Regions from separate parts of the Homo sapiens genome. Here region 2 is linked to region 1. The links are chromatin contacts, found by Hi-C in ENCODE. All regions are on one chromosome and are shown on one strand. The core of a region is the stretch at or near the end of the contact, and the rest is flanking DNA. Distances in the headings are between cores, read along the strand shown. Region 1 holds the start of MUC1 (mucin 1, cell surface associated). Region 2 holds the start of SYT11 (synaptotagmin 11).

What was found. Hi-C counts contacts between places; a loop is a spot of excess contacts on that map. Pooled maps may share reads with other maps.
Region 2: a pooled map shows a loop between it and region 1 (13-fold over the local background). The contact joins the promoter of SYT11 here to the promoter of MUC1 in region 1. A Hi-C loop is called at or near these places in 11 of 50 pooled maps.

Annotation. Positions count from the first base shown.
Region 1 is chr1:155,191,659-155,195,651 of GRCh38, reverse strand. MUC1 (mucin 1, cell surface associated) reads left to right here and starts at 2,743. Exons shown (of 12, transcript NM_001371720.2): 1 at 2,743-2,866; 2 at 3,342-3,993. The coding sequence starts at 2,809. It overlaps THBS3 (thrombospondin 3), which reads left to right. Exons shown (of 23, transcript NM_007112.5): 23 at 1-64. THBS3-AS1 (THBS3 antisense RNA 1) reads right to left here and starts at 655. Exons shown (of 6, transcript NR_183238.1): 1 at 280-655. It overlaps MIR92B (microRNA 92b), which reads right to left and starts at 475; the gene lies at 380-475. RefSeq lists a silencer at 643-972.
Region 2 is chr1:155,857,257-155,861,249 of GRCh38, reverse strand. It overlaps SYT11 (synaptotagmin 11), which reads right to left and starts at 1,683. Exons shown (of 4, transcript NM_152280.5): 1 at 1,455-1,683. The coding sequence starts at 1,488. It also overlaps a transcript of GON4L not described here. RefSeq lists enhancers at 1,443-1,542, 1,733-1,842, 3,083-3,670, 3,957-3,993.

The DNA.
Region 1 (3,993 bases), core at 1,494-3,993:
TACTCAGGCACTAACCCCAGGAAAGATGACAGCACATTGCCATAAAGTTTTGGTTGTTTTCTAAGCCAGTGCAACTGCTTATTTTAGGGATTTTCCGGGATAGGGTGGGGAAGTGGAAGGAATCGGCGAGTAGAAGAGAAAGCCTGGGAGGGTGGAAGTTAGGGATCTAGGGGAAGTTTGGCTGATTTGGGGATGCGGGTGGGGGAGGTGCTGGATGGAGTTAAGTGAAGGATAGGGTGCCTGAGGGAGGATGCCCGAAGTCCTCCCAGACCCACTTACTCACGGTGGCAGCGGCGACACTCCAGTCTATCAAAGATCCGCCGGGATGGAGAGCCAGGAGGGCGGGGGCTGCCCCGCTAGGGGTAGCGGGGAGGCCGGGGGGCCGGGGGGGCCGGAGGCCGGGACGAGTGCAATATTGGCGGGGGAAAAAACAACACTGCACCGCGTCCCGTCCCTCCCGCCCGCCCGGGGCCCGGGATCCCGCTCCCCACCGCCTGAAGCCGGCCCGACCCGGGAACCCGGGGCGCGCTGGGGAGTTGGGTTCACCTTGGAGGCCAGAGAGACTTGGCGCCCGGAAGGCAAAGGGAATGGCAAGGGGGAGGGGGGAGGGAGAACGGGAGTTTGCGGAGTCCCAGAAGGCCGCTTTCCGACGCCCGGGCGTTGCGCGCGCTTGCTCTTTAAGTACTCAGACTGCGCGGCGCGGAGCCGTCGCCATGGTGACGCGTGTCCCAGCAACCGAACTGAATGGCTGTTGCTTGGCAATGCCGGGAGTTGAGGTTTGGGGCCGCCCACCTAGCTACTCGTGTTTTCTCCGGCCTGCGAGTTGGGGGGCTCCCCGCCTCCCCGGCCCGCGCTCCCGGGCGCGCTGACGTCAGATGTCCCCACCCCGCCCAGCGCCTGCCCCAGGGTCTCGCCGCACACAAAGCTGCGCCTCGGGCGCCGCGCGGCGCGCGGGCGAGAGCTGTGGTCTCTCGCCTGCTGATCTGATGCGCTCCAATCCCGTGCCTCGCCGAAGTGTTTTTAAAGTGTTCTTTCCAACCTGTGTCTTTGGGGCTGAGAACTGTTTTCTGAATACAGGCGGAACTGCTTCCGTCGGCCTAGAGCGCAGCCTGCGACTGCGGGACCCAAGTTCCACGTGCTGCCGCGGCCTGGGATAGCTTCCTCCCCTCGTGCACTGCTGCCGCACACACCTCTTGGCTGTCGCGCATTACGCACCTCACGTGTGCTTTTGCCCCCCGCTACGTGCCTACCTGTCCCCAATACCACTCTGCTCCCCAAAGGATAGTTCTGTGTCCGTAAATCCCATTCTGTCACCCCACCTACTCTCTGCCCCCCCCTTTTTTGTTTTGAGACGGAGTCTTGCTCTGTCGCCCAGGCTGGAGTGCAATGGCGCGATCTCGGCTCACTGCAACCTCCGCCTCCCGGGTTCAAGCGATTCTCCTGCCTCAGCCTCCTGAGTAGCTGGGGTTACAGCGCCCGCCACCACGCTCGGCTAATTTTTGTAGTTTTTAGTAGAGACGAGGTTTCACCATCTTGGCCAGGCTGGTCTTGAACCCCTGACCTTGTGATCCACTCGCCTCGGCCTTCCAAAGTGTTGGGATTACGGGCGTGAGCCACCGTGCCACGCCCGATCTGCCTCTTAAGTACATAACGGCCCACACAGAACGTGTCCAACTCCCCCGCCCACGTTCCAACGTCCTCTCCCACATACCTCGGTGCCCCTTCCACATACCTCAGGACCCCACCCGCTTAGCTCCATTTCCTCCAGACGCCACCACCACGCGTCCCGGAGTGCCCCCTCCTAAAGCTCCCAGCCGTCCACCATGCTGTGCGTTCCTCCCTCCCTGGCCACGGCAGTGACCCTTCTCTCCCGGGCCCTGCTTCCCTCTCGCGGGCTCTCGCTGCCTCACTTAGGCAGCGCTGCCCTTACTCCTCTCCGCCCGGTCCGAGCGGCCCCTCAGCTTGCGCGGCCCAGCCCCGCAAGGCTCCCGGTGACCACTAGAGGGCGGGAGGAGCTCCTGGCCAGTGGTGGAGAGTGGCAAGGAAGGACCCTAGGGTTCATCGGAGCCCAGGTTTACTCCCTTAAGTGGAAATTTCTTCCCCCACTCCCTCCTTGGCTTTCTCCAAGGAGGGAACCCAGGCTGCTGGAAAGTCCGGCTGGGGCGGGGACTGTGGGTTTCAGGGTAGAACTGCGTGTGGAACGGGACAGGGAGCGGTTAGAAGGGTGGGGCTATTCCGGGAAGTGGTGGGGGGAGGGAGCCCAAAACTAGCACCTAGTCCACTCATTATCCAGCCCTCTTATTTCTCGGCCCCGCTCTGCTTCAGTGGACCCGGGGAGGGCGGGGAAGTGGAGTGGGAGACCTAGGGGTGGGCTTCCCGACCTTGCTGTACAGGACCTCGACCTAGCTGGCTTTGTTCCCCATCCCCACGTTAGTTGTTGCCCTGAGGCTAAAACTAGAGCCCAGGGGCCCCAAGTTCCAGACTGCCCCTCCCCCCTCCCCCGGAGCCAGGGAGTGGTTGGTGAAAGGGGGAGGCCAGCTGGAGAACAAACGGGTAGTCAGGGGGTTGAGCGATTAGAGCCCTTGTACCCTACCCAGGAATGGTTGGGGAGGAGGAGGAAGAGGTAGGAGGTAGGGGAGGGGGCGGGGTTTTGTCACCTGTCACCTGCTCCGGCTGTGCCTAGGGCGGGCGGGCGGGGAGTGGGGGGACCGGTATAAAGCGGTAGGCGCCTGTGCCCGCTCCACCTCTCAAGCAGCCAGCGCCTGCCTGAATCTGTTCTGCCCCCTCCCCACCCATTTCACCACCACCATGACACCGGGCACCCAGTCTCCTTTCTTCCTGCTGCTGCTCCTCACAGTGCTTACAGGTGAGGGGCACGAGGTGGGGAGTGGGCTGCCCTGCTTAGGTGGTCTTCGTGGTCTTTCTGTGGGTTTTGCTCCCTGGCAGATGGCACCATGAAGTTAAGGTAAGAATTGCAGACAGAGGCTGCCCTGTCTGTGCCAGAAGGAGGGAGAGGCTAAGGACAGGCTGAGAAGAGTTGCCCCCAACCCTGAGAGTGGGTACCAGGGGCAAGCAAATGTCCTGTAGAGAAGTCTAGGGGGAAGAGAGTAGGGAGAGGGAAGGCTTAAGAGGGGAAGAAATGCAGGGGCCATGAGCCAAGGCCTATGGGCAGAGAGAAGGAGGCTGCTGCAGGGAAGGAGGCGGCCAACCCAGGGGTTACTGAGGCTGCCCACTCCCCAGTCCTCCTGGTATTATTTCTCTGGTGGCCAGAGCTTATATTTTCTTCTTGCTCTTATTTTTCCTTCATAAAGACCCAACCCTATGACTTTAACTTCTTACAGCTACCACAGCCCCTAAACCCGCAACAGTTGTTACGGGTTCTGGTCATGCAAGCTCTACCCCAGGTGGAGAAAAGGAGACTTCGGCTACCCAGAGAAGTTCAGTGCCCAGCTCTACTGAGAAGAATGCTGTGAGTATGACCAGCAGCGTACTCTCCAGCCACAGCCCCGGTTCAGGCTCCTCCACCACTCAGGGACAGGATGTCACTCTGGCCCCGGCCACGGAACCAGCTTCAGGTTCAGCTGCCACCTGGGGACAGGATGTCACCTCGGTCCCAGTCACCAGGCCAGCCCTGGGCTCCACCACCCCGCCAGCCCACGATGTCACCTCAGCCCCGGACAACAAGCCAGCCCCGGGCTCCACCGCCCCCCCAGCCCACGGTGTCACCTCGGCCCCGGACACCAGGCCGGCCCCGGGCTCCACCGCCCCCCAAGCCCACGGTGTCACCTCGGCCCCGGACACCAGGCCGGCCCCGGGCTCCACCGCCCCCCCAGCCCACGGTGTCACCTCGGCCCCGGACACCAGGCCCGCCCCGGGCTCCACCGCCCCCCCAGCCCACGGTGTCACCTCGGCCCCGGACACCAGGTCCGCCCCGGGCTCCACCGCGCCCGCAGCCCACGGTGTCACCTCGGCCCCGGACACCAGGTCGGTCCC
Region 2 (3,993 bases), core at 434-2,933, 670 kb before region 1:
AGATGCGGAAGGTGAAGTGGAAGAAAAAATACCATCAAGATTTAGCCTTGTGGAATAAGTGAGAACAAGTAGTTAATGAGTGTGAAGATCAGTTATCTGAACACATCTGATTTGATTTCTTCTTCCTTATTCTGAGGGGATAGAGCACACTGGATTCTGCTCATTTCACTGTACCTCTTATTCAGGAATGAGAAAAGCCATTTCCTAGCTGGATTGTGTCTCCACCCTAAAAACTGGAGTCCCGATGCTCAAACCTACTGGATTGTCTGAGGGATAGAATCCCTGAAGGAATAAGAAGGTTCTTTGGCAGCAACTCTCACTGGCTTCCCCCATCTAAACTGAATCAAGGAGAAGCAGGGCAATTATATTTTATTTATTTGATCAGGAAAGCATAACACAGGAAGTTTGCTCCTTTAGCATATACTGCAGGAGTCCCCAAAGAGGAAAAAACTTCCTTCTCAAGCTTGTCTTTGCCACCTTCTTCCCTATTTTCCACTCCACTTTCTGCTCCAGAGAGTGTAAAACTAATCTTGGAGCCCACAGGGCTGGGTCGGGGACCAGCCGCTCTGAAATGACGTAATGCTTTCTGCGGTACACAAAGCGGCCTCCCCCGGGCTGGGCCTCTTTCGCCCCTCCCCCTCCGGCCTGGATCGCGCCCCCGCCAGCATCAACGCTGGTCAGTCCCCCTTTTTGAAAAGGCGGCCCAGGGAAACAGGGAACAAAGGCCCCGGAAGGAGAGCGTCGGCGCTGCCAGGAGGCCCAGAAATAGACATCACGTCATCCCCCAGCCCAGCAGCGCCAAGCGCCATTTGGTAGCATCGGAGGGACCCCACCATTACGATGCGGAATGGAGCTTGCAGGGCTCACGTTTCCTCCTAGCCCCAGCATCCAGCTGACCGGCTTAAGGAGTGGCTTCCTTTTTGCTCCCCACCCCGCACCCCTCTTTCCCCAGAGGCCGCCGCCTCCCCTGGCTGCCAGCCACACGGCCCACAGTCTCCAAGCTGCCATCTTGATGCCCCATCCCCCTTGTCACTTCCCTCCCCCGCAGCCCTTAGGAATGGGAGGGGGAGGAAGGGGCACCGCCCTGTGTGCCCCAAGGGGGAGGGCTTGGCCTACCCCACCTCTCCTCCCCCAGAAGGAGGGGTTCACATCCTCCGCACGCTTGCTGTTTCTCACCTCCAGCAGTGCTGACAGTGCACCATACAAGGTTTTAGCATCCTGGACTTCCCCACCCTCGGTGTGGCTCAGGCCCTGCCAGTCCCTGCAGCCCATAGCTCAAGTTCATGCACTGTCAACTGCCCACTACCCACTACCCACCACCACAGGCCCGATTTTAGTGGGGCTGGCATTTTGAAGGCTCTGGTCTGGGCTGCATTCTCTGCCCTGCCGCTGGGCCCCCTTGGCCTTGCAACCATTCTGACCACCTCAAGCTTAGTTTTCCCGAGTCTACTTACCAAAGCTAGGTCGGATATTGGTGATCTCAGCCATGTCGTAATCAGAGGCTGTTGCTATAACGTTTTTGCAATGGTGAGACAGCTCTGGGAACCCTCGGTCAGTACCGAGGCAGCAGCTGTAGAGCTCTAGGTCAGGGAAGGGGGAAGGTATCCAGCGGACGCCTCCTGCGACGGTCCGGCCCCTAGTTGTCAGCTGCGCTCAGCTCTTAAGATGCTCCGGGGATGCGCTGAGCTAAGGATGCAGGTGCAGTCAGACTGGTCCTGATGAGAGGTAGGCTCCGCCTTCTTCCGAATGGTCCTCGGAAGAAGACTCCGCCTCTTCCGAATGGTCCTCGGAAGAAGACTCCGCCTCTTCCGAAAGATTACGGAAGTCAGCCCTCGCCCCCTTCAGGAAGCTCTCCCGGAGGGGACTCCTCCCACCGCCGAGTTTTCCCGAGAATGAGGCCGCGCCCACTGACGCGCTGTGGTTCCAAAACGAGAAAGTACTGAAGGGTAAGAAGCATAGGTAGATTATTATATGAAATCCTCTGATTTCAGTTTTCTGGGCTTTAATACAGCAGCAAAATGTTCTCGGTCCTGAGTTCCAGAATTTTGGGAAAATAAAATTCTGTACTGCCTGGATTTCAGTATCGACTGCCATCATTATGCATTTCTGAGACCGCTAAAGGTTATTACAGAACTTTTTTTTTTGGCTTATATTTCACAGTGGATGGAAACTGTCTTAAACCTCAGAAACTCTGATGAAAGACCAAACCTGGGGATGGTTGCACAACTCTGAACATTTACTAATTTTAAAAAAACAGCCGGGCACGGTGGCTCATGCCTGTAATCCCAAACCTTTGGGAGGCCAAGGCGGGCAGATCACTTGAGGTCAGGAGTTCGAGACCAGCCTGGCCAGCATGGTGAAACCCCCATCTCTACTAAAAATACAAAGATTAGCCGGGCGTGGTGGCACACGCTACTTGGGAGGCTGAGACACGAGGATCGCTTGAGCCCAGGAGGTGGAGGTTGCAGTGAACCGAGATCGCGCCACTGCACTCCAGCCTGGGCAACAGAACAAGACTCCGTCTGAAAAAAAAAAAAAAAAAAAAATTTGGTTGTACACGTAAAACAGATGGATATTGTGGTATGCAAAGCTGTTTAAAAAAAAAAAAAAAAACAACTAATGAAAAGTGCCAAAGTTAATCAGTGTTGAATTTTTTTCATGAACCTCAAGTGCTTAGGGTTTCGTATGAGAGAGGCCAAACCGAAAGATCTGTGTATTCTGTAGGTCAAAGAACAACACACATGAAACTCCGAGCTTCTGGAGTCTTCCTTGGTATTTGGGAGAGTTGGTGTGATTCAGGTTAGTCAGACTACTGCCATGTTTGCATAAATTTCAACCTTCATTTTGGCTGTGGATAATTTCATCCGTTGGATTCTGTTTACAGATAGGATTAGTTCAAATGTATAAATTTGTGTTGGTGGTTTACCTGTAAAATGAGGGGGTTGAAAGTATTTTTCCACCTTTTGACATTCTGTTTTTTATTATTTTTTTAATCTCCGTGGATTCCAGACATTGTTTTTCTAGAAAAGTGGAAATAACATCATTTTAGAAGTCATTCATTCATTCGCTCATTCAAAAAGCACGTATTGAATTATTGAACATCTGTTACACCCCAGGCAGCCTCCTGGACACTGGGTCAATGCATTATTAGCTAGAGTTAGGAGACTTAATACCTGATTCTCCTTGATAGCTGTCTGTGTACCGTTGTGAAATCACCTACTCAGATGAGCCAGAACTTTGTCCTGTGCAAACTGGAATATGATATAATAATCTTACAGTCTATTGTGGAGACCAAGTCACCTAAGAAAATGTGAGAGCATTTTGTAAAATGCAGAATATTGTACATATATGAATAATTACTATAGCCTGAGTCCAAGAGTGCCTTAGTTTTAATCAGGAGCCTGCACTATTTGTAATTTAGAGACTTCTTTTTCTGGCATTTTATGACTTCTTCAGTCCCTTGGTCCTGTGTTCCAGGTGACTCGTAGTGAGAAAAATTAGTTGTTAATCTTTTTTTTTTTTTGATACAGAGTCTCACTGTCGCTCAGGTTGGAGTGCAGTGGCACGATGCCGGCTCACTGCCACCTCCGTCTCCCGGGTTCAAGCGATTCTCCTGCCTCAGCCTCCGGAGTAGCTGGGATTACAGGCGTGCGCCACCACGCCCAGCTAATTTTGTATATTTAGTAGAGACGGGGTTTCACCATGTTAGCCAGGGTGATCTCGAACTCCCGACCTCAGGTAATCCGCCCGCCTCCGTCTCCCAAGGTGCCGGGATTACAGGCGTGAGCCACCGCGCCTGGCCCCCAAATTAGCTGTTAATCTAAACCACTGAATCTTAACCTCAGTTTTGAGTAGGATAACTCCATGGGCAGAGAAAGCTAAGTAGTGCCTTTAAATTTTTTTGCCAATAACTGACGCACTAACGTTGTGGCTTCACTCTGCCCTAAAATGGGATGGCGCATAGTGTTAGGCGCATGCTCCTTGATGCACTGC